Regions from separate parts of the Mus musculus genome. Here regions 1, 2 and 4 are each linked to region 3. The links are chromatin loops, found by intact Hi-C in ENCODE. Cell type or tissue: left cerebral cortex. All regions are shown on one strand. Region 1 overlaps Gm52199 (a long non-coding RNA gene). Region 2 overlaps Zfp251 (zinc finger protein 251). Region 3 overlaps Arhgap39 (Rho GTPase activating protein 39). Region 4 holds the start of Arhgap39 (Rho GTPase activating protein 39).

Region 1 (8,000 bases), 260 kb before region 3:
TACCCCCTGCTCCACATGTGACACTGGTGTCTGGAGGCACTGCCCCCTAGGCCTTCTGCCCCTGCAACTCTGGAGAACGCCCAAACCCTCTCCCTCCTTTGTACCACTACCCCACCCTCAGGCACCAAGGCTGCCCAGTAACTCTGGGCTCTAGGCCTAAGAAAGGTGACCAGGGTCCTTAGAAGTCTTGCCAACATCTTCCACATACCATTTTCAGTTGCTGAACTGTGTGGGCTCAATCCAGTACTTTGATCGATCTGAGCCTCTGTGGGGAATTGCAGGCTGGTCTCCAGTGGAGCTGAGGTCTGAACCCTGATGGTCATAATTCACCTTCATGACACGGTAGGCGTTCCCTCATGCTCCTGGAACTCTGGCCTCTGCCTAAGTTACTACCTCCCACAGCCCCCTCAAGAGAAGCATGGTCAGTAGTCATGTAAGCAATGGCCCAAGCTTCTGACCTTCAGGCTAAACTCCTCCCCAGTTAAGACCATAAAAAGGGCTGTTCAGCCCCCACCTCACTCTCTTATGCTCTCACTCCTTTGTCCTCTTACCTCTCACTTCTCTCACTTCTCTTTCCTCTTTCCTTTCTCTTTGTTTTCTTCTTTCCTCTCTTCTCTCTCTCTCTAGCCTTCTCTCTCTCTCTCTCTCCCTCTCTCTCTCTCTTTCTCTCTTCTCTCTTTCCCCCTGTCTTTCTATAATAAAGCTCTTAAACCATAGTGAGTCTCTGCTCCATCAAGATCTGCTGTGCACTCTGGTCAGTGTTGGGAACCTCTTCCCTTATCCCTCTCTCCTATAACCCCAGCACGACAGGGTGTCGCCTCAGGGTCCCTTGTCCACTCCTCGCCGAGTGGGGTCAGAGGCTTAGATGCCCATCCAGGGCTGAGTGGAACGTGTCCGGCAGCCCTCCAATGCCTACGTCCACCTGCCCAGAGCACAGGAACTCTGGCCGGACATTGGGCCCCTTTTCCCTTCCCCTTCTTCCCCTGGGCCCCCCCCCCTTTTTTTTGTTCCTAACAAGTCTCAGACCTCTCCTCAGCAGAAACAGCTTACTCTGCTTTGAAAAAAAAGGACCCAAGGGCCAATGAATCAAGACCAATGTGGGTCAGCGTGTGTGGCTAAGAAGCAGGGGGAATAGAGTAACTGGTGGGGGGCAGGGCAGGCTGGAGTATACTGGGGCATCAGAGCTCAACCCTAGGTATACAAAGACCCACTGAACTGCACACTGCCAGCCCAGAGGATGAGGCTCTCATGATGAGCTGAGCCCGTGTGTGCTCCTACCCCAGAAACTCGGGGTCCCTCCTGATTACTCACGGTGCCCACAGCCCCATGGCCTGTGTACAACTGCAGATACAGGGTGATGTCAACTCCTCGGTCTTAATGAATTTGTGTGCTCATTGAGGGAATTGAGGGATCACATGAGGTCACCGGGGAGACACCAACCACCCAGGGTCCAGAGTCTAGAACCCACGAACACTTGGGGAACAGGTTCCATTGTCCCTCCTATGTTTTCATGTGACATTTTCAGAGGCATAGAGCAGGTAAGGAACTTGCCTGAGGTGACTGAGAGTAGGAGCTGGAGCCAGGACCCAGGCAAAGGTCAACCCCCGTGAAGCTCATTCAGCTCTGAGAAGCTCAGTTTCTTTCCATTAACCCTTGACCCCGGGTGCTGTGAGGACCCAGAAGCCTCTAGAGAGGCAAGAACAGCTTGAGCCCCCCCCCCCAAGGCTCCATCTTTGTCCTGCCATTGTCTTTGACACAGACAATAGAGCCCCTGAGTCCTTTCCTGTGCGCACCATGAGGTGCACGACCTCATCACCCTGGGGTATATGACATCAGTGGGCTTACAGGAAGTGCAGCGATGGTGGTCACCTGGAATCCTGGTGCCCCGAGCCTGCTCCCAGCCACAGTGACTAAGCTGCATGGGAAGGAACTGCACAGAAGCCATTCCCTAGACAGAGCACAGCATAGCACTCCCATGGGCTATGATTACAGCCAGCTCTGCTGCCCACACTGATGTTAATGCCAGCGTCAGCCTCAGCCAGAATTAGGGGCATCAGGGACCCTGTCCTGACCCAGATGTCAGCCAGGGTCATCCAGGCAGGAGGTGACAGCCATATGGCCAGTGGAGATCCAGAGCTGCAAGATATCAGAGTTTCTTCAGGCAACCTGTTCCCATTTCTGCATCCGTGGAATGGGTACAGGCGATGGACTACTCAGAAGGTCTCTGTGATAATCAAGCTCAGCTCAGTGCCAGTGCCTGGCAATTAGCTCTGGACACCCAATCACCCACTTATCTCCTAACAAAATCTGACATCTAAGTTCAGCATCTTAATGCAGCTTGCAGGGACACTCGTAGTTCTGGGGACTGGGAATTTGCAGGAAAAAGCAGCTGGCTCCGGTCTCTCCTGCAGAGTCAGGCTTCAGCCCCTGAGCTAGCCTGGAACATGAAGCTCTACTCCTATATGGCTCCTCCCAAGGCCAGCAGGCTTTCCTCACAAGACCTTCCACCCGAAGAGCCCTTGCAGTACCACACAGGATTCACCCAAGCCATCTGAGAAGCCACAGGGAAACCACAGAATCATTATAACCTGGCCTCAAAAGTCACAGTGACATGTTCTTATTGTCCTGGTGGCCTTGGGAGGGCCTTGACCAAGCCCTCTGCCCAGTAGAGAGGTGAGTACCAGGAGAGAGGATGTTGGGAACCCCCTGTCTGGCCAATAGTGTGGTTCTCCAGGGTTGAAACACCTCTGCAGATGGGACTTGAGCACCCCCAGGCTCTGTGTGACCACACTTTGTCCCTGGTGTATCACAGCACCAGAAAGGGAACTGATCCCAGGCTAGTCGTTTGAAGACAGGGCACTATCCACAGCAACAGGAAACAAAGCAGACGTGACCTGAACCTCAATCACCTAGGAAGGATTCTCTCTCTCTCTCTCTCTCTCTCTCTCTCTCTCTCTCTCTCTCTCTCTCTCAATATTAAAGATTAGAGGTCAGGTAATTTGCCCAAAGTCACACAGTAAATGAAGGTCATGGTTTCAGCTCCGACACATGGGGATTCCACAAGGAACACCATCAGCCAGATATGTCTGGTTTCAGAGCCCATTACTTTAAGGGCAGCTCCCTCTTTGTATATATATAATATCCTGTATATAATATATATTTTAAATTATGTTTGTATATATAGGTTTATGTGCAGTTGCCTGCAGAGGCCAGAAGAGGAGGATCAACTGGAGCTGGAATTACAGGCAGTTTGTGAGTCCCCCTGGACCTGGTCCCCACCCTGTCTTCAAAAGACTAGCCTGGGTTCAGTTCCCTTTCTGGTGCTGTCATACACCAGGGATGAAGTGTGGTCACACAGAGCCTGGGGGGCTCAAGTCCCATCTGCAGAGGTGTTTCAACCCTGGAGCACCACACTATTGGCCAGACAGGGGGTCCCCAACCTAGGTAGGGACCCGGGTGAAAGAGCAACAAGCTCTCTTAACTGCTGAGCTGTCTTTCTAGCCCCAGAGCTCCCTCTTCGTCTTGGTCTAGCTTTCTGCTTCTCAGTTGCCCATAACCAACTCTGTTCTGAGCATACTAAATAGAAAACTCCAGAAATAAATAGTTTCTAAGGTATTTAGATTTTTGGTTGGTTGGTTAGCTTCTTTGATACAAGACCTCACTAATGTAGCTCTGGCTGGCCTGGAACTCATTATGTAGTCCAGGCTGGCCTGGAACTCACAAAGAGTGACCTGCCTCTGCATCCTGAGTGCTAGGATCAAAAGCCTGAGCTACTGTGCCCAGCCAGTTCCTAAGTTTTAAATTGTTTAGCCAATTTTAATAATAGGATAAAAATTTCTCACTGCCACACTGTCTTGACCACACCCTTTATGTACTGTTCCCACACAACACAGGCTACCTGCCCTTTAGACACTCAGTAGCCATCCTGGTTATGACATAAGCTTGTCATGATGTCATCGTGAGGGCAATGATTTATGACAGTATATTGCAATAATTCATCTTTTTATGATATCAGTTACTATTGTTTTTTTTTTACTGTGACTAATTTATACATTAAATTTTTATCACAGGTTTGTATGGTGTAGGAAGAAAAAAAAAACCATATTGTGGATGGAGTTTGGTTCTGCCCATAGTTCCAGACACCCACAAGAGCATCATGGGATATACCTCCTGCAGATATCAGGTGCTTCTGTATCCTGTTCATCTCTTACAGCATCTTCTGTTTGCCTGCGTCATTGGACTGCGGGGTCTGCTGCAACTTTAAGGGCAGCCACGGAAAACAAGCTCATTTGCAGAGCGAACAAATAATATATCGAGCTCCCTGAAAGCAAGACCTTCACAACCATGAGCTTTCTCTAGCCTTGGTTGTCCCTAAGACTGGGGGGATTTCTCTAGTCATGTTTGTCTTTCGGGATGATGGGAGCATTCTGGCTATGGTTTGATCTATGGAGAAGCCTTGACTATCACCTTAGCCTTCTCTCTGGTAATTCAGCTCCCACCTGGTCCTCAGGTGTTGGCTCCCAGACCAAATCCTGCCTTCCCTCCGACCCCTATCCACTCACAGAGCACACACAGCCTTCCAGCTCAGACTCCGGGTAAGCCTCGCCTCTTTGAGAGACCCTCAACACTCAGGGCTGCCCTTGACTGGACAGGGTGTGCTTCAACCAGGCTTTAGTTTCCTCAGCTGAAAAAAACAGTCATCTTGCTCAGGTTGTCCCTTAGTCCTGTGGTTCAGAGGGTGGGGAAAGGCAGCATGTCTCTTCATTGCCACTAGATGGCACCCAGGGGCCACCCATCTCCCTGAAGATGGGACTCCGAGGCATTCCAACCAGAATCCTGAGCCAAGGTCAGTGCATGAAGGTAAGGGGGTCAGTTTAGGAGATCGCGGGGGACATCATGAACTTGGCAGTTCCCAGTCACACCCTCCTCTGAGTGAGTGCCCTGGCTCTCCTTGTCAGTGAACTTCCTGGGTCTCAGAGACCTAATACTGGCACCTCATACAATGTCCTTGCTGACTCTTGGCACAACACAGCCTTCCTAACAACACCCTCTGTCCCTGATGTCATCAGTGTTACTTTGGGTCTCAGGGTCTCAGGATCTCCCCTGGGGAGAGGTCTGGGCATGGTGCCTAGAAATCTGGATCTGCTGTTGGCTGTCCTCTTGCTGTGTGACCTTTGGCAAGTCACTTTCCATCTCTGGTCTTCTGGTTAACTATAACCAGCCTCAAGAAGCTTAGAGTGCCATGGAAGAATCAAGGTGTCCTCAGTTGAAACTACTCAAAGGTTGGGAGGGCCTCAGATCCTGAGCCATGGTCTAAGGAGTGGAATGGTCATGTCCTTCTAGGTCCTGCCTCCTAGAAACAGGAGAGTCAGATTGTCACTAGCTGTCATCAGAGGGACTTAGGCTTCCAGGATAGAGGAGGGTAGAAACTGGATCAGGGGTGGGGTTGTGTCCAAGACCACTCCGTGCCAGCGGTGAAGTCAGGCCTTCTTCCTGCTGAGCAGATCCCCTCCAGCTGCCAAGCCCTTTCAAGGCGAGACATTTAGTTCTTTTAGGCCATGCCTAGGGAGTCCACAGGGATGTATTCAGCTTTGGTCTTTGCTGAAGGCCTGTCTAAAAAAGGTCCTTTCTCAGCTGGGATTCTGACCCCATGTTGTCAAGAGCTGGGCAACCCACTGCTCTGGCAGGATGCAAAGCTCCCTCCTAGACAGCTGGCTACCTGCCCTTTAGACACTCAGTAGCCATCCTGGTTATGACATAAGCTTGTTATGATGTCATTGTAAGGGCAATGATTTATGACAGTATATTGCAATAATTCATCTAGGTGTAGTGGGACATGTCTACAGTCTAGGTGTAGTGGGACATGTCTACAGTCTAGGTGTAGGGGGACATGTCTACAGTCTAGGTGTAGGGGGACATGTCTACAGTCTAGGTGTAGTGGGACATGTCTACAGTCTAGGTGTAGGGGGACATGTCTACAGTCTAGGTGTAGTGGGACATGTCTACAGTCTAGGTGTAGTGGGACATGTCTACAGTCTAGGTGTAGGGGGACAAGGCTACAGTCTAGGTGTAGGGGGACATGGCTACAGTCTAGGTGTAGGGGGACATGGCTACAGTCTAGGTGTAGGGGGACATGGCTACAGTCTAGGTGTAGTGGGACATGTCTACAGTCTAGGTGTAGGGGGACATGTCTACAGTCTAGGTGTAGGGGGACATGGCTACAGTCTAGGTGTAGGGGGACATGGCTACAGTCTAGGTGTAGGGGGACATGGCTACAGTCTAGGTGTAGGGGGACATGTCTACAGTCTAGGTGTAGGGGGACATGTCTACAGTCTAGGTGTAGTGGGACATGTCTACAGTCTAGGTATAGTGGGACATGTCTACAGTCTAGGTGTAGGGGGACATGGCTACAGTCTAGGTGTAGTGGGACATGTCTACAGTCTAGGTGTAGTGGGACATGGCTACAGTCTAGGTGTAGGGGGACATGGCTACAGTCTAGGTGTAGGGGGACATGTCTACAGTCTAGGTGTAGTGGGACATGTCTACAGTGTAGGTGTAGTGGGACATGTCTACAGTCTAGGTGTAGGGGGACATGGCTACAGTCTAGGTGTAGGGGGACATGGCTACAGTCTAGGTGTAGGGGGACATGGCTACAGTCTAGTTGTAGTGGGACATGGCTACAGTCTAGGTGTAGGGGGACATGGCTACAGTCTAGGTGTAGGGGGACATGGCTACAGTCTAGGTGTAGGGGGACATGTCTACAGTCTAGGTGTAGTGGGACATGGCTACAGTCTAGGTGTAGTGGGATATGTCTACAGTCTAGGTGTAGTGGGACATGTCTACAGTCTAGGTGTAGTGGGACATGTCTACAGTCTAGGTGTAGGGGGACATGTCTACAGTCTAGGTGTAGGGGGACATGGCTACAGTCTAGGTGTAGTGGGACATGGCTACAGTCTAGGTGTAGGGGGACATGGCTACAGTCTAGGTGTAGTGAGGCATGGCTACAGTCTAGGTGTAGGGGGACATGTCTACAGTCTAGGTGTAGGGGGACATGGCTACAGTCTAGGTGTAGGGGGACATGGCTACAGTCTAGGTGTAGGGGGACATGGCTACAGTCTAGGTGTAGGGGGACATGGCTACAGTCTAGGTGTAGGGGGACATGTCTACAGTCTAGGTGTAGGGGGACATGGCTACAGTCTAGGTGTAGGGGGACATGGCTACAGTCTAGGTATAGGGGGACATGGCTACAGTCTAGGTGTAGGGGGACATGGCTACAGTCTAGGTGTAGGGGGACATGGCTACAGTCTAGGTGTAGGGGGACATGGCTACAGTCTAGGTGTAGGGGGACATGTCTACAGTCTAGGTGTAGGGGGACATGGCTACAGTCTAGGTGTAGTGGGACATGGCTACAGTCTAGGTGTAGTGGGACATGTCTACAGTCTAGGTGTAGTGGGACATGTCTACAGTCTAGGTGTAGTGGGACATGTCTACAGTCTAGGTGTAGGGGGGACATGTCTACAGTCTAGGTGTAGGAGGGAAGGTTGTGATGACGGTTCTTAGGCTTGGATCTGCCCCATGAAGCTTTTTACAGAGTTTGGATGCTGGGATACAGGGCTGAAGGGCTATGACTATGCATTACCATGTTCCATCGTAGCCCTAAGGGCTAGGGACGTACCAGAGCACATGGCATCTCTCTTTCATACTTCGTGAATGTTCCTGGAAGTCCTGTGGCTGTCTGTCTTAGGGTTTCTATTGCTTTGAAGAGACACCATGACTGTGGCAATTCTTATAAAGAAAAAACATTTAATTGGGGCTGGCTTACAGTTTAAGCAGCTTAGTCCATTATCATCATGGCAGTGTGCAGACAGATAGTCATGGTATTAGAGAAGGAGATGCGAGCTCTACATCTTGATCTGCAGGCAGCAGAAGGGACTGTGTGCCATACTGGGAATAGCTTGAGCAAATGAGACCTCAAAGTCTATCCCCACAGTGACACTTCT
Region 2 (8,000 bases), 110 kb before region 3:
CTTCTTCTTCTTCTTCTTCTTCTTCTTCTTCTTCTTCTTCTTCGTCTTTTTTTTTTTTTTTTGGTTTTTCGAGGCAGGGTTTCTCTGTGTAGCCCTGGCTGTCCTGGAACTCACTCTGTAGACCAGGCTGGCCTCGAACTCAGAAATCCGCCTGCCTCTGCCTCCCAAGTGCTGGGATTAAAGGCCTGTGCCACCACTGCCTGGCAACCTATTGCTTCTTAAACCCAGTCTTCTCAGCCTCTGTGCAGCACCCTCTGTGCCTGTCCCCGTCTCTGCCACCCGCCTCTTGCTCTGGCCATGGTGAGAATTTCTTAGTCCTTGGACGCGGTGACTTCCTCCTCACATTCCGACAGTTGTGCGCCGTCTGCCCCTGCTCGCTGGCGCCCTTACCTGCTTCCGATCCACCCTTCCTCACGGGATCTTCTGACTGTATACACTGATTCCATGTTACAGACTTATCAATTCCTTTTTGAAAACGGTGCCATGTAACTTAATACCAGCACTCGGTGACAGGGTCATGAGTCCCAAACCACCATAGGCTACACAACAAAAACTCTTGATTCAGGAAAACAAAACAATAACTACAAAAAAAAAGTCATCCTCTGCCTTCCCGAGCAGCGCCTCATGCTCTTGATGCTCTTGAGCGCAGAGACTGTGTCTGTCTGTCTCCTGTTGTGTTTCTTACCTGGAACATGATTGGCCTTGTATTTGTTGACTAGATTAATTTGCTGATTTAACACTGGCAGTTTGTTTGGCTCTCCCTTGCTTTGATGACTAGTGAACATTGCTGTCTTTATTCTGCTAGTCAGCTGTCTTTATTTTTAGGTTTTGTCATATTCTTCTACTGAAGCATCTGGTTTTTGCATAATAGCTTTATTTTTTATTTTCTGTTTGTTTGTTTGTTTGTTTAGAGACAGGGTCCTATGTAGTCTTACTGTCCTGGATCTTACTATGTAGACCAGGCTAGCCTTGTACTCATAGAAATCTACCTGCCTCTACATCCCAAGCGCCAGGACCAAAGGCGTGCATTCATAACTGGTGCATCATAACTTATGGGAACATGAAGCAAATTGTGATTTCTGCTGACAGGGGTTTCTCTGCTCATTTATTTGTGCTTTTTGTTTAACAGATTCTGAGATCGAGGCCGAGAAGGAGCTATCCATTTTAAACCAGAAATGTTTCGAAGAAGTAAAAACCCCAGAATTCATATCACCGAAATTCCCAAGGGCTTATTCACAGGCGTCTGAGCCCCAGGAAGCTTGTGCCCATGAAGGTCAGGGAGATGGGAGCCACGGAAGCTCTGCTACTCAGGGTTTGAAGAGCATTGCTAAAAAGGACGCTGCGGTCTGTAGGGAGCAGTTTCCCAAGAACGCCCAGACTTCTGTGTTTGACAAACACTTGAATCCCAGCCAAAGTGTTGTTACAGTTCAAAGAAATAAAGCAGGACAGAGAATCTTTAAATGTGACATATGCAATAAAACGTTTAAATATAATTCAGACCTAAGTCGGCACCGCAGGAGTCACACTGGGGAAAAGCCTTATGAATGCGGTCCGTGTGGGCGGGCCTTTACACACAGCTCAAATCTTATTCTTCACCAGCGAATTCACACTGGGAATAAACCATTTAAGTGCGAGGAATGTGGGAAAACTTTTGGGCTCAATTCCTATCTCCGTCTGCATCAGAGAATTCACACCGGAGAAAAGCCGTTTGGGTGTAAGGAGTGTGGGAAGGCCTTCAGTAGAAGTTCAAGTCTCATTCAGCACCGTATAATACACACAGGGGAGAAACCCTACAAGTGTGATGAGTGTGGGAAAGCCTTCAGCCAAAGCCCCCAGTTAACTCAGCACCAGAGGATCCACACCGGGGAGAAGCCCCACGGCTGCACTTGGTGTGGAAAGGCTTTCAGTCGGAACGCGAGCCTTATCCAGCACCAGAGGATCCACACGGGGGAGAAGCCCCACAAGTGCGCTCAGTGCGGGAAAGCCTTCAGCCAGAGCTCCAGCCTGTTCCTTCACCACCGGGTCCACACTGGCGAGAAGCCCTACGTGTGTGGAGAATGTGGCCGGGCCTTTGGCTTCAATTCTCATCTTACCGAGCACGTTAGGATTCACACCGGGGAGAAGCCCTATGTGTGCGGCGAGTGTGGCAAAGCCTTCAGCCGTAGTTCCACGCTGATGCAGCACCGCCGAGTGCACACCGGGGAGAAGCCCTATCAGTGCGCGGAGTGTGGGAAGGCCTTCATCCAGAGCTCCCAGCTCACCCTCCACCAGCGTGTTCACACCGGGGAGAAGCCTTACGAGTGTGGGCTCTGTGGGAAGGCCTTCAGCAGGAGGTCAGCCCTCACTCAGCACCAGCGGGTTCACATGGGCGAGAACCCACAGGAATTTGAGTGTGGCCCCGATTTTGTTTATGACTCCAGCCATCTGTCCGCTGGAGAGAGACACGGCAGGGCCTTCAGCCACAGTGCGAAACTTGTCCTGCAGTGGACGATTCGAAGTGATGAGAAATCCCGGGGTTGTCATGAGTGTGGGAAAACTTACAGCACTTCCTCACAGTCCATGGACTATCAGAAAAGTCAGGCTGGGGAGAAACCCTACAAATGCCAGGAATGTGGTGGTAAAGCTGGTAGTGGTGTGTCGCCCCTTACTCCACACCACGTGACGCGTGTTGGAGAGAAGCCACAATTGAAGGACGGATCTGAAAGATACTTAATTCAAATCAAAAAGATTTTCCAAGAAAGAGATTTTTAATGTGACAAATGTGGAAAAAAGCTTAGAAACGTTGCTTTATATTAGGTAGGATTGCATAATGCAAGTTAAATGAACTGTTACTAACAGACTTGTTCGTTAGGAGGCTGGGGCTGTGTAGCCTATTGTGTCCACCCAACCCACACTCCATGCCCAAGGTCCTGACCCACTCAGAACAGCAGGTCACGTTAGCATCAGGTCAAGTTTAGGTTTTTATCACAGGGTTGAATTCCCACACTAAAGAGCAGTTGATGGGAGGTTTCAAGATGAGGACGTCTCTTCATTGGTGATTTTAAGAGAGAAACCCAGAGAACTGGGGGATTTGGCTTGTCTCAATGATGCTAAGGAAAGATATGGCCATGATTGGCAAGCATGTGGATGGTTTGGGGACCGAGGTGTCTCTGTCAGTGGCTGGTGGGACTAAATGTAGGTTCTCTAGGTGCAAAGGATATGGAAGCTTTGGGGGGAAGCCACTGTGAGGCGAAGGGTGGAGGCTGCAGAGACATCAGCACAAACTGACAGCTGTGGTGACCAGAGCTTAGGGCCAGCAGTGACAAGGACAGCTACAAAGAGTAAAACTGCTGGAGATTGTCCTGGTGCTGTAATTTAAAGATCTTTTGGTCCTCACTGAATTAGTCATGTGCAGTGTACAAATGTTGTAATTTCCATTCTCCTCTGCCAACACAGCATGACTCCCAGGTATCCTCATTACCAGACTTTCCTTTTTAACAAAGTGCTGTCTGTGTTTTGTTTTTTAAAAGTCTTGCCAGGCACTCGAGTGACAGAGACAGGTGGATCTCTCTGAGTTTGAGGTCCCAGATCAGCCAGGGCTACATAGACCCTGTCTCATAAAAAAAAAAAAAAAGTTTTGAAAAGCATTTTAGATTTTACTTTTTGTTTTTACTATGACTCCTTGTTTGTTTGTTTCTTACTGATTTTGGTTTGGTTTGTTTTTGTTGTTGTTTTTGTTTTGATGGGGGGTTGGTTGTATTCCCCGTTTTCACCGTCTACTGGGGTTATCCTGTGAGGTTGGGTGCCTCCACTCTGACAGCAAATGGATTCAGAATCTACCCTTTTGTTCCTTTGGAAGTTGAGCAAGCTGTGGTTTTCTCCAACTCCAGACAACATTTCTCAGTGAAGCGAGGTTGGATGGACACTAGTTGGCAGCAGAGCTGCCTGAATCCGGCCTACATACTCACCGTGCTGTGTACCCCAGAGTCAGTGCGGACACTGGGAGGTTCCTGATGGTGTTATTTATATTGTACTTTTTTTTTACTGCAAGATGTACACAAATAAGCCATCAATGTTGTATTTGCAGTGGCTAAGGAATTCTTACACCCAGTTTCCTTGGACTTAATGAAGCCAATTAAAAAACTGTGAAAATCAATATCAGTCTGTAGTGATGGTATGACTCGGCACAGTGCCTGCCTAGTATGTACAAAAACCTTGGTTTAATCTCTAGCACTGTAAAAACTGGGCGTCTTGATGCACATTTTTTTTTTTGTTGTTGTTGATGCACACTTTTAAGTTCAAGGTCACACTTAACCACATAGCAAATTCAAGATCAACTTAGGCTACATGAGACCCCACCTAAAACAAAACAGAAAACCAAATACATAGTTAATTAATTCTAGCAAGCAATGCAAACTGAGGGGGTTGCTTGTCATATTTAAGTTGAAAATAAACATGAGGGAATTCATCTTGGAAAATAATGTAGTTTGTGTGGAAGTTACTGTTGCATGCAGGTCAGCTATATGGCATCACACACGGCTTAATGACTGTGTGTCACTAGAAGCAGTACCAACTGGTTCTTTCAGGCCCCAACCTTCAACCTTGAATGACCGCATGCCCCAAATATCTAACCTCATCTTATACAAATGACCTATTTTTGATGCCCACAACCCTTGACTGCCAAGGAAACTAACAGTGGTGTTGATAACCTCGTTCTGGTAGTCCCCAGAAGGCAGGAGAAGATCGTCAGCATATTACAGTAGGCACGTCTAGGTAGTGGGACAATTCTCAAAACTGTTCGAGTATCTGGTCAAACCCATTAGAAGAATTATGGGAGCCCATTAATATTCTTGCTTTCTCCAAGATGGGGATCTTCCCACTCAAAGGCAAAGAAGGTTCATTGTCAGCTTAATGGTGCAAGCTCAAAGGCATCTTTTCAGTCTGTTAGCCTGAACCACTGTTGGGGTCTGACTGAGGAGGGGACCACAAGGTGTTTACTTTTGACAATCTGCTTAATTGCTCTAAGATCTTGGACTAATTGATATGAACCATCATACTTCTTGACTGGTAGAATTGGGGTATTGAAGGAAGACATACAGGACTTAAGAAGTCTGTCTTTCATGAGCGCCATGATAGGTTTAAACCCTAATCTTCCCTCTAAGGGAATAGGATAGGATAGCGCCTTCTTCTAACGCGTGTATAGGGTGTTTCAGCTCGGTTTGGATGGGAGGAAGGACCCTGCAAGTCACACCAGTTTCCTTCTTGGGCCCAAACATTAGGTTTGATTTGTTTTTCAGCCCCGGGGAATCATCAAATCAAGGGAAACCTTGACTTCATCCTGAAAAATGTTCATTCCAGCTCCTAATTTGGATATCCAATCTCTCCCCTATAGGTTGGTTCCTGCTTCTGGAACACAAACTGTGTTATTCTTTGCCTATCCTGAAGATTCATTGTAGTTTTTTTTTTTTTCAGAAAGTGGAGGAGAGAATTCTCCCCTCACCTTGGTTACGACCAAGGAATTCCCCTGATCAAAAAGAAATATGATTTCTTCCTCCATAGGAACTGTCATTAAAGGCTCTCATGAGGTGTCAGTGAAAAATAGACCCTTTGATTCCCTTCCCCAAATTGTCATTAAAATGTATGAGGCATTCCTTCTCAAAGTGTCCCACCTTTCCACATTTGTTTTCTCCTGTCCTTATCATTTCTCCTCCATTCCTAGTCTGCTGTAAGCATCCCGGGGCCTCCGCTACCAGAAAGGTATAAGGAAGACATCATTGGGATCCTAAGCCTTTGTCCTGTTCCAGGGGCATTTGGTTCACAGAGGGAGAGAATGATCTTAGCTTTCTGTTTCTGCTTCTCATGCCTGCACGCATGCTCTTCCTGGGCCTCTACAAGCAAATCTTTAAGTTCTCTACCCTTCCAACTTTCTAACTTTAGTAACTTTTTAAAAATGTCTGGCCAACTGTTGGTCATAAAATGTAACTTTAGCATCCCATGATCAAAGGAGTCCTCCAGTTTTAATTCAGACTATTTTCTCATTTGATCCTTTAAGAATTCATCTGGGGGGGGGAGGGGGCTGGAGAGATAGCTTAGTGGTTAAGAACACTGACAGCTCTTCCACAAGTCCTGAGTTCAAATCCCAGCAACCACATGGTGGCTCCCAACCATCTATAATGGGATCCCATGCCCCCTTCTGGTGTTTTTGAAGACAGCTACAGTGTGTACTCATATACATAAAATAAATAAATATATCTTAAAAAAAACAAGAAAAGAATTAATTTGGGAAGCCAGGCAGTGGTGGTGCATGACTTTAACCCCAGCACTCAGGAGGCAGAGGCAGTCGGATTTCTGAGTTTGAGGCCAGCCTGGTCTACAAAGCTAGTTCCAGGACAGCCAGGGCTACACAGAGAAACCTTGCCTTGAAAGAACAAACAAGAGAATTCAGCTGGAACTTCGTCTCCCTAGTTTAGCATTAAAAGCCTTAATATTCTGAGATCAACCGATTTTCTTATTTCCCTAATAATAAGGACCCTCAGATTCCTCCTATGTCCCCAGTGGACTTCATTGTTACCATCCTATCAGGATCCTGATTAAGACATTTAGCATTGACAACCAGGACTCTAGGTCCAGCTAGGTGCTCCCTCTCTTAGATGATGCTCAAAGCCATTCTTTGTTGTTGTTGTTCTTAAAAGATTTATTTATGTATGTAAGTACGCTGCAGCTGTCCTCAGACACACCAAAAGAGGGCATCAGATCCTATTACAGATGGTTGTGAGCCACCATGTTGTTTCTGGGAATTGAATTCAGGACCTCTGGAAGGCAGTTCATGTTCTTAACCACTGAGCCATCTCTGTAGCCCTCAAAGCCATTTTTATCAACATCCATTCTTCCCCTAAGAAAACAAAACTCAGTATTGATACTAATTCACCCCATGTATAAACCTGGGGGCCCAATAATTGATCCAATTGGTTTGATACTCCAAAGGGCTCACCCAGAAGAGGTGTCAGCTCTCTTAAGGATTTTAACTTGAAAACTATTAAGGAGAACATAAGTCCAATTTTACCACCCCCTAAGGGAACTTCTGTAGATGGGTACATTGGATGGGAAAGATCCTTATGTGGTTGAGCTTTGAGGATATTGGAATTGAAACTTTCTATATTCTTTTTTTACATTGTTTTAACTCATGTCTTAAGGTGGGGTTACTGGGACTTCTGGTGGGGGGGGCGGGTTGGGAATTGAGTAGACAGAAGTGGGAGATAAAGAGTTGGTAGAAGAATAGATTCTATATTTCTCTACCGAACAGTATGTTCAGACCTGTAATAGAAATACCCCACTTCTGGTACCTACTTCTTTCTTGGTGACTTTCAATTGCTGTGATGAAGTACATTAACCAAGACAACTTATAGAATAGAGCATTTAGTTGGGGGCCTGCTTACAGTTTCAGAGGGTGGTCCAGTAATGTCATGGTTGGGAGCATGGTGGCAGACTGGCCTGGTGCTGGAGCAGTAACTGAGAGCTCAGATCTGATCTGCAAGTTGTAGGCAGAGGGACAGAGACTGTGTGGGCTTTTGAAACCTCAAACCTCACTCCCCCAGTGACATATTTCCTCCAACAAGGTCACACCTCCTAACCCTTCCCAAACAGTTCCACCAACTGGGAACCAAACAGTCAGATACATGAGTGTGGGGAGTCATTCTCATGCAAACCACGACATGCCCTCACGGAATCAGTATAGCAAACAAATGGTTTGTTCATCCTGCAAGTCTAGGTTTGAGTCCATCCCTAAGGAAGTCCTACCAGCACCGCAGGTGATTCAAGATTCAAGAATTGACATAATAGTGCTTATACCTGAGGAGCCATCTCTCTCTCACCTCAGAGCCAAAATTCTCTTAATAGTTTTTCTCTTAATGGCACAGGGTGTCATGTAGCCCAGGCTGGCCTAGATTTTGCTATGGAGTCAAAGGTGACCTTGAACTTAAGACTCTCTTGCCTCAAGTTCCATCATGCTTGATTATAGGCAT
Region 3 (8,000 bases):
ACGCTTCCTTTTAAAAGCAGGGTCTAACTATGTAGACCAGGCTAGTCTCAAACTCAGAGATCTGCCTGCCTCTGCGTCTTGAGTGCTGGGATTAAAGGTGTGCACCATCTCCTCCTCCAACTGCTATGCATTGTTACCATCTCGACAACCCCTCAGTCCTTGTTCTCTCTGCCAGTACCTCTGTAAATGGAAGTGCTCATCTCCATAACTTTTTTAAAATAATTTTACTTTTTTAAAAAGATGTATTGTATGTGGGGACGTTTTGCCTGCATGTTTTCTGTACCATGCCTGTGTCTAGTATTCTCAGAGACCAGAAGAGGGTGTCAGACTCCCTAGAACTAGAGCTACAGACCCATGTGAGCTGCTGAGAGGAAGCTGGTGGCTGATCCCAGGTCCTCTACACTAGCAGGAAGCACCCTGAACTGATGAGCCATCATTGCACCCCAACTTTCTAAGTATTTGGGACAGGGTCTTGTGTAATCCTGGCTGACCTTGAATTTACTATGTACCAGAAGATGACCTTGGACTTGTGGTCTTCCTATCTCTGCTTCCCAAGTAAAATTCTAGGTGTGTGCAGTCACACTTGGTTTTAGTCAGTGCTAGCGCTTTATGCAAACTAGGCAAGCACTCTACCGAACAGCTGGCTCAGAGACCTAGCTCCTCATCTCTGGAACTTTAGCTTGGGTCATTTTGTATTTTTGTATATTTTATGCTTCTGATGCCTTGTTTAGCCTTTTTTAAACTTTATTACTACTATTATTATTGTTACTACTACTACTGGTGTAAGTGTATTGTATATATGGGAACAGCACACACGTGCTACCGTATGCACACACGTGCTACCGTACGCATGTGGATGTCAGAAGGCCACTTTGTAGAGTTGATTCTCTCCTTCTATCTTTACTTGTGTTCTGGAAATCAAACTGAGATCATCAGGCAAGTATTGGCCTGCTGAGAGTATTGGCCTGCTGAGTCACCTCCCTTAGTCTATTCAGCTTTCCTTTTGTCTTGCTTCCCCTTCTAACTTTGAGCATATGGAACACACTTTGAATTACTCTCATGCCCTCTTCTGCTAATTTCACCATCTGTGTTCATTCTGGGCCAGGTCCACTGGCTGGCTGTCCTCTTTGCAGGGTACTCCATAAACCAGAATTCCGCCCTGGTGAGGACAGGGATACTACACATGATGGAGGGCATCTGCTCAATAGAGCACTTAGGGTCATGTTCTGAGAGGGAACCAAAGTACCTTGTGAGCAGCAGGTTGCCAATATAGCTGCTCCAAGGAGCAGGAACAGTGACAGTCCCTGACATCAAAACCAGTGTTGGGACTAGGTCGATGGCTCAGTGGGGAAACTGCCTGCCATGAAAATATAAGACCTGCATTTGGATACCAACACCCTTTTTTTTTTTTTTAAAGCCAGCCATAGGATCCAGGCTTGGTGGGACACACTTTTAATCCCAGGAGGCAGAAACAGGCAGATTTCTATGAGTTCATGAGACCAGCCTGGTCTGTGTAGTGGTTCCAGCCAGCCAAGCCTACATAGAGAGACCTTGCTTCAAAAAAACAAAAACTGGGAATAATTGTACACGCCTTTAATCCCAGCACTCTGGAATCAGAGTCAAGAGGATCTATGAGTTTGAGGCCAGCCTGGTCTACAGAGCGAGTTCCAGTACAGCCAGGGCTACATGGAGAAACCCTATCTCGAAAACAAGAAGCATCAGATGACAGCCTTAGTCTCTGCATGCATGCAAACAAGCATGCACACAGAGACACACATACCATGGCAAATGAAACCAATGGCAAACATTCATATGTTGTGAACTGTGACAATATCTTTGCCTCTTCACACAAACAGGTGTTGCCAAGGAAAGAGATCCAGTCAAGTGTAGTTTGAGCTGAGCACAGTCATCACGTAGCAACTTCAAGATCTTAGCTTCCTCTTTTGACATTAATTTTTAATTTGTTTTTATTTGAGCCTGGGTCCCAGACATGGAACTCATTATGTCTCCCAAGATGGCCTCAAAGTAATGGCAATTTTCCTGCCTCGTCTTCCCCTTTGCTGCAGTTATAAGCACGAGCCACCCCGCCCAGCTGATCCCTGTCTTTATCATGCCTTGCAGGTTAATGGCATCTGAAGGTTATACAGGATCTTTTTAGTTACATGGTTAGATGGATTGTAAAATAAATTTCTTTTGCATTTTATCTGAAAATGTTGCAGTTAATTCTGCTACAGACATGTTGGTTTTGTTGTTTGTTTGTTTGTTTGTTTGTTGGGCTGTTTTGTTTTGTTTTGGTTTTTGGGTTTGGTTTGGTTTGGTTTGGTTTTTTCGAGACAGGATTTCTCTGTGTAGCCCTGGCTGTCCTGAAACTCACTCTGTAGGCCAGGCTGGTCTCGAACTCAGAAATCCACCTGCCTCTGCCTCCCGAGTGCTGGGATTAAAGGCGTGCGCCACCAACACCTAGCAACAGACATGTTGGAGTGGTATCATGCCTCCTCTTTTAATGTTGATAGCTTGGGAAAGAAGCAGCTGGCTGTTGTCTGAGATTGAGCCATCGGTCAGCTCATCTGTCTCTGGGTTGTAGGCTTCATTCACTAAGAAACACTAGCCATACGGGGTGGGGTGGGCACCTCTGACAGAAGGCTTTCAAAGTCTGAGGAAGGACATTCACAAGTTTGAGGCTAGCCTAAGGCTGTATGACTGAAACTTTTTCTCACTCAGAAAATTTCAACTGTCTTTTCTTAGTTTAAGAAAAAAGCCATAGTATAGTTTTAAGCTTATAGCATGCTTGTGTGGGGGGCAAGAGTCTTCAGCTCCTCTCTCTCTCTCTCTCTCTCTCTCTCTCTCCCCCCCCCCTCTCACACACACATACACATCTTCCATGGGCTTATTATTTCTACATAAGCTTACATTTCCCCAAAGATTTCTTTCTAGCATACTTGATCTGTTCCTAAGCCTGTAACACACACACACACACACACACACACACACACACACACATATATTCTGAGCATGACTGGTTGCAACACACTTTGGCAATTTTTACTCCAGGTTGTGCTTCATCTGTGGCTCATCACCCTATTTTCTCCTGAGAGACTCATGTGTTGAAGGCTTTGTCTCCACCTAGTGGTGGTGTTGACAGGTAATCAACCCATTCCTGAACCCACAGTGAACTAGCTAGTCCCAGGTGTTTCCCTGATACTCCGTCTTGTTCCTAGTCCTTGCACATGTACCTTCTCGGTCCCCGTCGTCCCCCCCGGCCCCCAGTTCCTCTGCTGCTATAAGTGGAACAACTCTGTCCACTTCCTCCTTTCAGATAACGCTGTCTCACCAGAGGTTAGACCAGGCAGCTCAGCACAGATGGGGCAGAGGTCACTACAGTTGTGTTTACACGTCATGTGTTATTTTCTAGCTTTTGCTCTGCATTATAACTCTATATTTGAAGATACTGACCAGTAGTTTCTGTTAATATTTACCATTCATTCATTCGGTCCTTTGAAAGACCATACAGAAGTAAAAATAAAACTGTCTCTGTAGTGTTATGTACTGTGAGTCTTTAGGCATATGTTCTTGCAGTTTTCAAATATTGTCTAACAGTCTGAGAGATGTGGTGGCACACACCAGTAAGCAATGCTGAAGAGGACGATCATGACTTCATGACACAGGAACAGTGTGCTCACCTGGCTTTTACACGTGTAATTTCTTCTTACTATATGTAATATTTTCCTAATTTTCTATAGGCTGTGTACTGAATTCTTATATATTGTCTCAGGCCATGTTCTGCCCCCATAGTTAAATATTTTTTTTTTCAAGATTTATTTATTTATTATATGTAAGTACACTGTAGCTGTCTTCAGACACTCCAGAAGAGGGAGTCAGATCTCGTTACCGATGGTTGTGAGCCACCATGTGGTTGCTGGGATTTGAACTCCAGACCTTCGGAAGAGCAGTCGGGTGCTCTTACCCACTGAGCCATCTCACCAGCCCCCATAGTTAAATATTTTTAGCGAGGTGATTCACAGAGGAAACTGCCTTATTTTGGCTCATTATAGACTAGAGGCAGTGGAGCAGGGGAGAGACAGAGGCGCTGACCTACCCCACAGTGCCTTGCTCTCAGCAGCTAACTCATCTCTTAAGAGCACTCTACTCCCACAGAAACTCATCACTCCCTCAGAGGGAGTAGTCTTCAAGGTAGCCTTTCCATATCATTAGGTTAGAAGCAGATTTCAGTGTGAGTTGGTGAAAGCAAAGCATGGCGTGTGCATTTGGGTTGGTAATCAGACTGTGTGTGAGTCTCGGAGCCTGTGCTTTCTCAGGGCTTCGGTGTCTGAGCAGGCAGCTTTCTGCCACGTGTTCGCACAGTGGTGTCATTGAGCTCTGCCTCTTTACTTTCAGCATCTTCCCTTAACTGTTTTTACATTTTTTTTTCAGTATTTTTATTTTGTGTGTGAGTCTAGGCCGATGTGTTTGCCTGTCTGTTGTGTGCCTGTGGAAGTCAGAGGTCAGCTTCAGAGGTCTTTGTCTATCATCACTTTCCAGTGTATTTTTTGAAGCAACACCTCCTACTACCTTGAAGTTTGCCATTTTGGCTAGATTTGCTAGTCCATCAGCTCTGAGGATCTCCGTCTCCCAGCCTAGAGCTTCAGGTGTGTGACGTCACACTGGCTCTTTTACGTAGATGCTAGAGTCTGAGCTCAGATCCTCATGCTTCACCCACTAAGCCACCCCATAGTCGCCCCTCAACCACCTTAGAGTTCTGACCCAGCACGGTCCTTATTCTACTTGTAAAGAGGGTCCTAATGCTTATCCCAGGCTGCCCTTGAACCTCAGTGTCCCGATTGTTGAAGTTACGAGCATAGATCCCGAAGCCCAGCTAAAGTGAGACTTTGATGAGAATGATGCTTGAAACTGAACCCAGGGCCTTGTGTGCCCGAGGTAAGCTTCCACTACTGAGCTGCACTGTCACTTTACGCCCGAGATGTCGGCTTCTTTTCTGTTGCTGTTGTTGCCGAATACACTTGGTTTTTAAATAGTCAGCTAAAAAGCAGAAAAGTCGCAGGAGGTGGTTATATGCCTGGTTATACACCGGCTCCATGTGATGTGTTTGGTAGCTCAGGCAGAGAAGTTTCAGCGGCTTCAATACTTGAACCAGGAGGACTTCGTGAAGGACATAGTGGTAGTGAGCCTTCCTGGATGACGAGAACCTTTTCCATAGATCTGTACTGAGCTCCGTGAGGACAGTTTAAGGCTCGTGTTTGAATATAAAACAGTAGAAGGGGAGGATATTCTATTTTTAGAAGGTAGTTAATCTTGAAGGAGTTTACAGTTTGGAGAGAGACCAGGCCCATCATACAACTGAATAGTCTGGTCTCTAGGCCCTGGGAGTCTAGGTATCGTATCTATAGCCCCTCCTGAGGAATTCATACCACCTACTGTCCAGGAGGAATGCAGGTATCCCCTGTCGGCAGATGCTCACATTCGGATCTTAGGATCAAAATGAGGAGAGTTAAAAGTGGAGGAGTTTGCTCCATTTGGCAGGATTAACACTATATACCATGAAAATTCTCTAGCATTCAGAGGCTCTTTCAACAGTACTACATATGCCGGTTCAGAAATCTGCTGTTTTGCCTAGAGCCAAGGAATCGAACAAAGAAATTTAAGCCGCATCTCATTCACATCCAGGCTAAAGTGTGATCTAAGGAATGAATGAGGTGTGTGCAAATGGAATGCAGGTCGTAAAAGACATTAGGGTACTTGTGATCCTTCTATAATTTAACTATTCAAGATTATATATAATATGAAATTTTCCTAATGATTTTTTTTTTTTTTGAGACAGGGTTTCTCTGTGTAGCCCTAACTGTCCTGGAACTCACTCTGAAGATCAGGTTGGCCTCGAACTCAGAATCGCTTGCCTCTGCCTCCGGAGTACTGGGATTAAAGGCGTGCACCACCACCGCCCGGCTTGTTCTTTAACTTTTAAGTGAAGGCTAGGAGGCTACAAGTCTCCATTAATACTACTAGTAACTTTTTGTTTTAGCTTTTTAAGACTGACATCTAGACTGGGTATAACGGTGCACACCTTGAATCCCAACCCGGGAGGCAGAGGCAGAAGGAGCTCAGTGAGTCTGAAGTCAGCAGGTCCGCATGGTGAGGCCCTGTCTCAAAGCAATAAAGACTGAAAGCAGCCAGTGCCCCTCTATCTATGCATTAGCAGCTGTTCCAAAATGGTCTTACCCTCTGGCAGCAAGCGTCTACACTAGCATCCTGGCTCTCTGCCTTCTCTTACTGAGTGGTGTAAAAGCCAGGGTTCAGTAGAGATAGTCCTCATCAGACTAAATCAATCTTTCCTTCCAGACTACGGAAGTTCCTTCTCAGTCACAAGTAGGTGTCAGTTTGGCCACCTGCCTCTTGGATAGCTGACAAGGATAATCACTATTTAGATACCCACTTCTGATATCTCCTAGATGTCTTTTTGTCTGCCCTCAGAACATTACAGTCCCCAGAAGAGTCTTTGTAGCATGTCTTCTCTGGTTTTCTGCCATATCTGATTAAAGCTCTCAGTAGCTCCATCTCTGAGCCCTTAGAACAGTGGCTGACATTCTAGGACAGGGCTGGTATCCTGGCATGCTCCATGGCCTCTGGACCACTCTGGCTGTTCTTACCGTAGAAGATAGGAAAGACGGAAGAATTCTTGCTTAGACCATAAAAAGGAACACAGCGACATGGTGGTTCATACTTATATCCCAGCACTCAGAAGGTAGAGGCAGATGGATCTCTGGGAGTGCTGGGCCAGCCAGAGCTGCATAGTGAGCTCCTAGCTATAAACTAAGACAAGAAGGAACGAAGGAACATAAGAAGTGCAACCCAGGTCATCCCCAGGGATGTGAGGGGCAGTCCCGCTCTTGTGTGCTGTGCTCCTGTGTGCTGCACCCAGACTCATGTCGTTTTCTCTCTGCTGTGTTTCAGTTGTTCGCCACCAGGTGTGCTCCTGGAGAAGGACTATGAGGTATACCGGGATTACAGTGCCGACGGCCAGCTCCTTCACTACAGGTAGAACTGCCCGATGTTGGACACACCTGTCTACTGATCTGAGTGTCCTGGTGGGCTGGAGTGGAGTTTGGTTGAGCCCCAGGGGAGGTTGTAAAGCTCACCAGCACCTTGGGTGTAAGCACAAGACACTCAACATAGCCAGCCTCACTGGGAATTCCATTTTGGAAGAGTCGTGTGGCTCCTATCAGCTTCTGGAGGAAGGATGAGGTCTAAGGGATCCTGCATGTGTGTTCTACCCCTGGGTGATACGGACCCCATACTACAGTTACCAGGCCCAATCAGGAGACCCAGGTGTCTTACCCTCTGGCAGCCTAACAAAATGGTAGCAGCCACCTATAATCTTTCTTAGTGACTGGTTTGCTGTGGCAAATGTAGGGCATTTGCAGAGTGTTATGCCTGAGGGTCTCCAGGGGTCCTAAACACAGACCACCCAGGAACAGCATTGGTACTGGGGAAGAAATTGAAAGACATGAGAGGCCTTGAGAGTTTGCTCATCCAATTGGATTTGTTTCCTAGATGTGGAAGGAAATCCGATTCTGCCCTGGTCCTAAGTAACTGTTACTGCAGGTGTATTTTCGGCCTCCCTGGGATTCATTTTCTCATCAGCAATATGGGTCTGGTAGAGACTTATCTCCATGGTGACAATTCAGACCTCAGCTCTGGCCACGAGGTGTGAGATTTCTCATGACCCTTACTTAGCCACTGTCGCAAGCTGAGAAGGTGCACTGCATATGGCAGATGGCCCCATCTAGCCTTCGGCTGGCGAGCACTGTTGGGGGGCTGTTAACCCTTAACATCAGGGCTCATTAGTAACATGGCCATCACCATCTGCATATAGACACCTGTAGTGCTTCCAGGGAAGCAGGCACCCCTCACAGCCACAAATCCCAGTGGACTAAAGAGGCTCTGCAGGCTTTTCTAGATATTGTCAGTATCGGTGGCAGACAGGA
Region 4 (8,000 bases), 74 kb before region 3:
TGCCTCCCAAGTGCTGGGATCAAAGGGAGGTGCCACCATGCCCAGAATTGGGACATTTCTTAATCCTCCCCACTTGACAATTTAAGCATCAGAACTCCTCTCAACAAAGGCCATTCGACCATAAGGTAAGGTGTTGAATGTTCCCCAGAGGTAAAGACAAAGGTGATAATGGACGAAGGCACTGTATTCAACAAGTAACCTAAACAGGAATGTGTCTGTGCATAATTGTGAACAAGGGAAGACCAAAACACGGTGATACTGAGGTGCTAGGCTTGTTTTTCCAGGACACAGTCACCAAAGAAATAAGAGTATGGTAGGGTGCATAGGATAGGAAGTAATGGAGGGATTTTGTTTTTACAAAGAATAATGTGAGAGGGTACTCAGGCTTTATCTTATGTATTTATTTACTTTTTTAAAGGTTTATTTATTTATTTATTTAATGTATATGGGTACACTGTAGCTGAACAATTGGTTGTGAGCCTTCATGTGGTTGTTAGGAATTGAATTTTTAGCACCTCTGCTTGCTCAGATCAACCCAGCTCGCTCCAGCCCAAAGATTTATTTATTGTTATACATAAGTACACTGTAGCTGCCTTCAGACAGCACCAGAAGAGGGCATCAGATCTCATTGTGGGTGGTTATGAGCCATCATGTGGTTGCTGGGATTTGAACTCAGGATCTTTGGAAGAGCAGTCAGTGCTCTTACCTGCTGAGCCATCTCACCAGCCCAAGTAGTCGGCCTTTAAAGAGCACTGGTTATTCTTCCAGAGGACTCATGTTAGGTTCCTCGCAGCCATCCCACTCCATCCCTTGGGGGATCTGACACCCTTTTCTGACCTCCACAGGCACCAGGCACAAACATAGTACACAAATATTGTTGGCAAAACACCCATGCACATAAAATACAGAAAGAAACAAAAAAGAACAATGTTAGCATGTATCTGAGTGTTCTTGAAAACTGTTCAATAGAAATGGCCATATTAATAATGCAAGGGACAGAAAGAAGTCCAGACCTCTAGTCCAACCTTCAGAATGAGCAGAACAGCCTGCAAACTTTCCACAGGCAGGGAAAGTGGGAGGCCAGAGATGGGTGTGTGCAGTCCTGTAGTTTGGTAATGGGAGGGAGACTTTTGGTTTCCAATAGGAGGCCTAACTAAAGGGCTCTGAGAAGTTATGGAATGGCCACCATCTTTGAAAGCCTTCTGAAGAGAAACACAAGACTGCTTGAGAGTGAGCAGCACTCATTCTAAGTTTGTGACCAAAGGTTCAAAAGGGAAGAGACAGGGGCTGGAGAGGTGGCTCAGTGGTTAAGAGCACTGACTGTTCTTCCGAAGGTCCTGAGTTCAATTCCCAGCAACCACATGGTGGCTCACAAACCATCCGTAATGAGATCTGATGCCCTCTTCTGGTGTGTCTAAAGACAGCTACAGTGTACTTACATATAATAATAAATAAATCTTAAAAAGAAGTGGGGGGGGGGGGGAGAGGCAGCAGGGGTTAGCGGTGGGCATTGCTGGAGAGATGGCTCAGCAGTTAAGAGCACTTACTGTTCCTCTAGAGGACCTGGGTTCAGTTCCTAGCACCCACAGGGCAGCTGACAACCGTCTGCAACTCCAATCCTAGGGTGTCTGATGACCTCTTCTGGGCCTCCACAGGCACTGCATGTGTGGTACAGGGACAGACACTCGTTCAGGCAAGCACATAAAACATAACAAACATCTCAAAAATATTGAAACAAACAAAAAACACTCAAAAGGAATCCAGTCAGCCATGTTGGTAATGTTTCTTCAGCCGCAGGGAGGAGACGGTCTTCCTTCATCCAAGTCAGCTTACTTCAGGTGGGTGAACAAGGAAAAAAATTCGTCACCAAAGGCCAATATTCTGTATATCTCACACCCTCTAAAACTTTTGTGTAAAGAAATTCAAACCTTTTACTTTCCTCTACCTGGTAAAGCTTTTCTTTCCACAAAGGCCCTGCCCTCCTCCAGTTCCCAAACGTGATCTGCAGCAGCTGACACCTCACCCTCTCCCTTTCATTTACTCCAAGCTGAATCTTTTTAAACTGAATCAGGCTGAATCAGGAAAAGACTATGAGGTGACCCCAGGCAATAGGAAAAAAGACACAGTCACCACCTGCCTTAGGATACACTCGAAGTGAGCTTCTGGCCCTCGAGGACTTGCTAGCCCGGTTAATTTCATTTTTGCAAAGATAAATAGCCTTGCTGCTTGTGCGTTCCTTTCTGCAGCATTTAGAACGTCTGTTTCCAGCCGCATTGCTGAGGGGGCTGGAGACAGAGCAGGAGCCCTCATCCATACCTAAGAGCAGAGCCCAGGATGACTCAGCAAGGACGTGCTAAGTGTGAGCACAGTGGAGATCCCCAGGGCTTGGGTCTGCAGCACTGCGGGGTGTGGAAGGCTCTGAGCTCTCTTGGTCTGGATACAGATGGAACGCTGTGTGCAGTCCTGGAAGAGCTTTGGGCCATTTTATTTGTCTGCAAGTGGAATTTAAATACGACACAGAGAAATGAAGACATGAGCTGGAGATGACCTGCCACTAGCTTGATGGCCCAAGTTCCATCCTCGGGACTCAATAGCCGAAGAGAAATGACTCCTTTAGAGTTTGTCTTCTGACATCTCTACAGAGGTCTTGACACATGCAGCCCTACAGACATACAAACTAAATAAGCAAAATATTCTGAAGGCTCATTTTCACCATTTTAAAAAATGTGTGTGTGTGTGTGTACACATGAATACTATTGATCTCATGGAGCTGGAGTTATAGGTGTTTTGTTTTGTTTTGTTTGTTTGTTTGTTTTTTGGTTTTTTGAGACAGGGTTTCTCTGTATAGCCTTGGCTATCCTGGAACTCACTCTGTAGACCAGGCTGGCCTTGAACTCAGAAATCCGCCTGCCTCTGCCTCCCAAGTGCTGGGATTAAAGGCATGTGCCACCTCTGTCAGGCATTATAGGTGGTTTTGAGTCACCTGACATGGATGCTGGGAATTGAACTTGAATCCTCAGGAAGAGCAGTATTTACTCTTAATTGTCAAGCCAAGGTAAAAAAAAAGTTTGGTTTTTTTTTTGTGTGTGTGTGTGTGTGTTTTTCTTTTTAAAGTAAAGAACTGGTGTCGGGCAGTAATGGCCCACGTCTTTAATTTCAGCACTAGCAAAGTGAGGCAGGTAGATAGCTCTGAGTTTGAGGCTAGTCTGGTCTACTGATCGAGTTACAGGACAGCCGGGGCTACACAGAGAAACCTGTCTCAAAAAACGAAAACATGAACAAACAAAAACAACAACAACAACACTGAATATTCCGAAGTCTGGGAGGGTGACAAACGCACTTGTAATGTGTTAAAGACGGATTTTAAGTTTGAGGCCAGCCCGGGTACACAGAGCAAGAGCTCGTCAAATACAAAAAACCCAAATGGCAGCTGAGGATGTAGCTCAGTAGGTAAAGGGCTTTCCTAGAATGGGTTTCACCTCCTCAGCTGTGTAAACCGGATATGGTGCCTGTAATCCTCGCACAAGAGAGATGAAGACGGGATTAGAGTTTCAAAGTCATCCTTCGCTACATAGGGAAGTTGAAGGTCAGCCTGGGCCATCTGAAATTCTCTCTCTTAAAAAAAATTAATAAGAAGTTAAAAGGGCCATGGAGTGGGTAGAGGTGCTCTCTGTGCAAGCCTGATGATGCGAGTTCCGTCATTAGAACCCATGGTGAAAGGAGTTGTCCTCCGATTTCCACACGGACACTGTTGGCACGTGCGTGCACATGCTTCACACACAATACACATTACAAAAAAAAAAAAAAAAATAGAAAAGAGAGCACATTTAAAGCTGTGCCTGAGTTACTACGAGAATAGTCAAGGAAATAAAAGGAGGAAAATAATAAAGGGAAGTTACAAACATGGAATACGCAGAGTATTTTAGACAATAGCTACCTTTCCAGAGTCAAGGAAGAGGTATATCTCAAGCTTAGGAACCCCAGCAGGGCTAGAACTAATAGAGTCACGCCACACCCACGTTAGGACACACCTGAGGTGACCCAGACCTCCAGAAGTGGGCGGGTACAGGTGAGAGCGGAACGGCCGGCTAGCGCGGCATCGGGGGCGGGGCCTCCGACAGAGGCAAGGCTCCCTCGGAGCTCCCGAGGGGCTGCGCGGTGGCGCAGGCGCATTGCAGCCTCGCGGGCGGCGCCCCCTGGCGGCGCCACCATCCTCGCGGGGGCGGAGTCGGAGGCGGGGGGTTGCGCTTGGTGACGGGGGACGCGCGGCCGCAGCGCACTGGACCAGCGGCGGAGACCCAGGACGTGAAGCGCTGGCTGCGGCGGCGACGGCGGCCGGGAGCCGCCGGGAGCTGGGGCGCAGCGTGCGGTCGGTGATGAGGGGCAGTGGCGGCGCTCCGGGCGCAGGGCCGGCTGGTGAGAGCGCGGGAGGTGGGCGGCGCGGGCCGGGAAGATGGCGGAGAGGCCTCGCTGCGGCCCCACGGCCTGGCCCAGGCGGAGGCCCCCCAGTCCAGTCGTGCTAGAAATCGGGGCCCCAGGTGACCCGGTAGGGGAGGGTCCGCAGGAGGACGCCGCGGCCAAGGGCCAGGGAGTGTGAAGGCGGGTTTGCGTAAGAGCAGGGGCCCGAGGGTGGTGGGTGTGAGGGTGCCATGGTCTGCACGCGTGCCCGGCCTTTGGATGGGCGTGAGTGCGTGTGTGTCCCTGGCCAAGATAGTTGTGTGCGAGCCCTTTGCTTGAGGTGGTTGGGGTTGGGGTGGACCTGATGGTGGGTGTGAGATGTGAGGGTGCCCGGCCTGCAGACAGGTGTGTGTAGTCAGCCCGAGGACAGGTGTGCGTGCGTTCTGTGTCCAGGCCCAGAGCCGGTGGTGTGCTTGTGCCCTTTCTGTGCACTGGGCTCCGGTCCGTTTGGGGGTGGTGAGAGATAGTGCTTGCCGAACGAGGATCTTGCGGGCTAGGCTTTGTCCGCGATGCCCGGCAGTCGGTGGGCGTCTCTGGGTCGGGTCGTGGCTTGCTTGCGCGTGGTGCGCCCTGGCTTCGCGGCAGGGCCTCTGCGGCAGGCTCGGGTGGTCCTCTCCCCGGCCTTTCAGACTTGGAACTCCCTGGGCGCCTGCTGTTTGGCAGGCGTGGGGTGGGTGGGGGCTGCGAGCCGGCAGGCTGTGCATCCCGGGCCAGGCAGGCTGTCTTTATTTTAAAACGTGCTGCCCGCTTCGGGCGCGGCAGCTGTGGGTGTGTTCCATGCTGCTGCTCACCGCAGCTGCTGTGGGCGCTACGCAACCTTCAGCCGCAAAAATGCGGCTGGACCCCCTCCCCCTTCAGTGTTGTTCGGGTTGGCCAGGCCTCCAGTGACCTCTGCAGAAAAACGTACAGTTGCAAGGCTTCAGTTCCTCCCGTGGTGCAGACAATACGGACGTTTGTCTTTGGGAGCTAGGGAGGGCAATTGAGCACTGCGTCCTGGGCGCAGTCTGTAAACAGCAGGTGGTTTTGTCCCTGCTCCCCTTTTTACAACGAACGTGGGGGGAAGGGAATTAGAAGGAGAGGTGTGACTGGATAGTCCGGAAAGCCAGTCTTCAAGGGATTCTGAGTGCCTAGGAGGGAATAGAGAGATGTGACTCCTTCCAGCTCGTGGTCTAATCAGCTGTCTTGTAAGAGTCTGGAGCAGAGTGAAAATGAGTGCTGGTTCTGGAGCCAGACTGACCGCCCTTGAGTCATGACTCCTCCTTTACTGGCTTTGTGGTATTAGGTAAGGTCTCTCTGCCTTTGGTTTCTTGGCTGTAAAATGGGTACACTAATAGTATTGGTCTCAGAATGCTGTTGTGAGGACTCTGTGACTTAAGACTTGTAAAATTTTTCACACCTGGGAAGTTTTGAGTGTTAGGAATTGTTCTTGCTACGAAATTGCAAGCTGTCAGGGTTAGGTATAGGTTGGACTGTGTGTTACAAAGTGCATAAACTAAGTGTGTGTGTGTGTTAAAATTGTAATTTCGTCTGAATTTTGCTATGTGCTCAGGTAGGTTTCAAACTCATGATCTTGTCTGGCATGCATTGCCATGCTTGGCACAAAGTACTTGTGTGTGTGCAAGTATGTATGTGTGTGTGCATACATGTAATTATTTTCATTTTGTGTGTATGGGCTAGTGTGTGTGTGTGTTTAATTATTTTCATTTTATGTTTGTGCCAGCTCTGTCGAGTAGAGGTCAGAAGATAAATTTTAGGAGTTATCTCTCATATCAAAGTGCCCATACGCACTGACACACACATCTAGCTGGTTGGAAGCAAATCTTTCTAAAGAAAAAAAGAACAATTTTATACACTTAGATAAATTAATTGCATAGAGTTGCTTTAAAAGTCTCTTTGGTAAGGAAACCTCTCGTGCAGCACACAGATTGCCACAGTGCTGACCGGGAGACGTGAGCTTGGTGTTGCCAGAGGGAAGGGGGCATGCAGGCCCTGGGCAGTGAGAGCCAGGCCTACAGTGTTGTACTGCACAGTGTTACCTTTGAATTAAGAAAGGTAACCTTATTAAGGATAAACTTTGACACTGAAGACGTAAGTAACAAAATGAGAGCCAGGTTTTACCTGTATGGTAGCGGGCCTTGGTAAATTACCGGAAGAAGTTCAGATAGACTTTAAACCAAAGTGAGGGGGATTGCTGTGTTTTTCAAGGAAACAGTTAATCTAGTCATTACGTTTCCCTCTTTATCTCAGAATTACTCTGGAAAATGGTAAAATAGCATTCGTACTCTGATAGAAAAGTTAAGTGAGGTCTTGAGACTTGTGGCAGTGAAGGTGAGAATGTTTTGTTTGTTTGTTTGTTCCTAAGGATATGGTGTCCAGCACTTGGGAGGAGAAAGAAGAATTGAGGCCAAGCTGAGTTATATGAACCACTTAAGTTATATGAGACCATGTCTTTAAACAAAAGAAAAAAGTAGTCCAGTCTCATTCTGGCCTCTGCCATATGCCTGCTGGGGCAGAGGGCTGTGGATTAGGAACTGCACCCAACAAAGACTCACGGGTCCGTGCATAGTTTCGCAGTCTAGCTATTGCAGCCTCTCCTGAGGTGTCTTGACTCCTTGATGCTGTTGAGAGAAGAAAAAAAAAAATCCTTGAACTATGTTCCTGTGCTGAAATGTCCAGTTTGACTGGCAGAACCTTTTCACTGGATCTTACAAGCAATCCTCACAGTTGGCCTTTTGGGTGAGGCTTTATGTTGTCACAAAGCTGTGTTCACTGAGGTAGACTAGATGTGCAGCCAGCCATGGACATGCAGAGACAGTATGAGTTGGTTACTGGCTCCTGAGCCCCATTTCCCATTGTTCCTTTCTCACCTCCCCAGATAACACGCTTCCCCTCAGCTACTGACCTCTGTGGTTCCTGTGTTGCCCTGTTCGGTCTCTGTTGGCCCCTTGAATTGTTCCCAACTTATGCCCCTGGTATTCCTGTGCCCTGTGACAGAGTCTGACCTGGACCTTGTCCTAGGGCAGCTGTTAGCAACCTGTTAGGTAGTCTCTCCTCACCTGGGTTAGCACTGCCCATGTCTGCTGCTACAGTGATCAGGACCTGGGTGACATTTCCTAGGTGTGTCTTCTTGAACTCATGCAAGTTAGGAGTGCCCAATGTCCTGTCCGTCTCTGCTGTTACAGTAACATAAGTGAACTTTATTGGCATCTGTTGTGAGTTATAGTGATGTGTCATTCTCTCATGGAGAATGCATACTAACCTTTTTACAGTGTATACTGAGAAGAGCCAGGCATCATCTGTTCCTCTCGGTTGGTGTTTTGAGTGTGTAGGAGGTTGTGTGTGTGATATGTGTATGCGTGTGTATGTGGTGTGTCTGTATGTAAGTCTGTGTGTGTTTGTGGTACAGGTATGTTTGTATGTGTTTGTATTTGTATGGTATATGTGTGTAGTGTGTATATATGTGTGTATGTGGTATGTCTCTGTGTGTGTGATATGAGTTGTCTGTGTGTGTGTATTTGAGTATGTGTGTGTTTGTATGTATG

The links. Peaks named below come from ENCODE experiments on the same cell type or tissue, not always from the same donor. Only the 100,000 strongest peaks of a DNase experiment are listed, where the experiment ranks them.
Region 1: it touches region 3 in a loop (5-fold over the local background); 2 of 42 quality-filtered maps call a loop at or near these places.
Region 2: it touches region 3 in a loop (2.8-fold over the local background); 13 of 42 quality-filtered maps call a loop at or near these places.
Region 4: it touches region 3 in a loop (6-fold over the local background); 20 of 42 quality-filtered maps call a loop at or near these places.

Annotation. Positions count from the first base shown.
Region 1 is chr15:77,000,849-77,008,848 of GRCm38, reverse strand. Gm52199 (a long non-coding RNA gene) reads left to right here. Exons shown (of 3, transcript XR_003951577.1): 3 at 4,071-5,290. Among named protein-coding and RNA genes, the nearest start is that of Gm52199, 10 kb to the left of the region's middle. In left cerebral cortex, a CTCF peak has its summit at 4,774 (motif pointing right); a DNase peak (open chromatin) is centred at 4,789.
Region 2 is chr15:76,847,744-76,855,743 of GRCm38, reverse strand. It overlaps Zfp251 (zinc finger protein 251), which reads left to right. Exons shown (of 4, transcript NM_001007568.2): 4 at 1,130-3,613. The coding sequence ends at 2,751. Among named protein-coding and RNA genes, the nearest start is that of Zfp251, 20 kb to the left of the region's middle. In left cerebral cortex, a CTCF peak has its summit at 3,906 (motif pointing right); DNase peaks (open chromatin) are centred at 1,586, 2,079 and 3,921.
Region 3 is chr15:76,740,563-76,748,562 of GRCm38, reverse strand. Arhgap39 (Rho GTPase activating protein 39) reads left to right here. Exons shown (of 12, transcript NM_001168288.2): 4 at 6,967-7,050. Among named protein-coding and RNA genes, the nearest start is that of C030006K11Rik, 21 kb to the right of the region's middle. In left cerebral cortex, CTCF peaks have their summits at 3,142 (motif pointing left) and 6,963; DNase peaks (open chromatin) are centred at 4,268, 4,913, 5,093, 5,502 and 2 more places; H3K27ac peaks cover 1,234 bases.
Region 4 is chr15:76,814,408-76,822,407 of GRCm38, reverse strand. It overlaps Arhgap39 (Rho GTPase activating protein 39), which reads left to right and starts at 4,242. Exons shown (of 12, transcript NM_001168288.2): 1 at 4,242-4,416. In left cerebral cortex, CTCF peaks have their summits at 1,647 (motif pointing left) and 4,190 (motif pointing left); DNase peaks (open chromatin) are centred at 4,175, 4,734, 5,115, 5,575 and 1 more place; H3K4me3 peaks cover 2,559 bases; H3K27ac peaks cover 2,185 bases.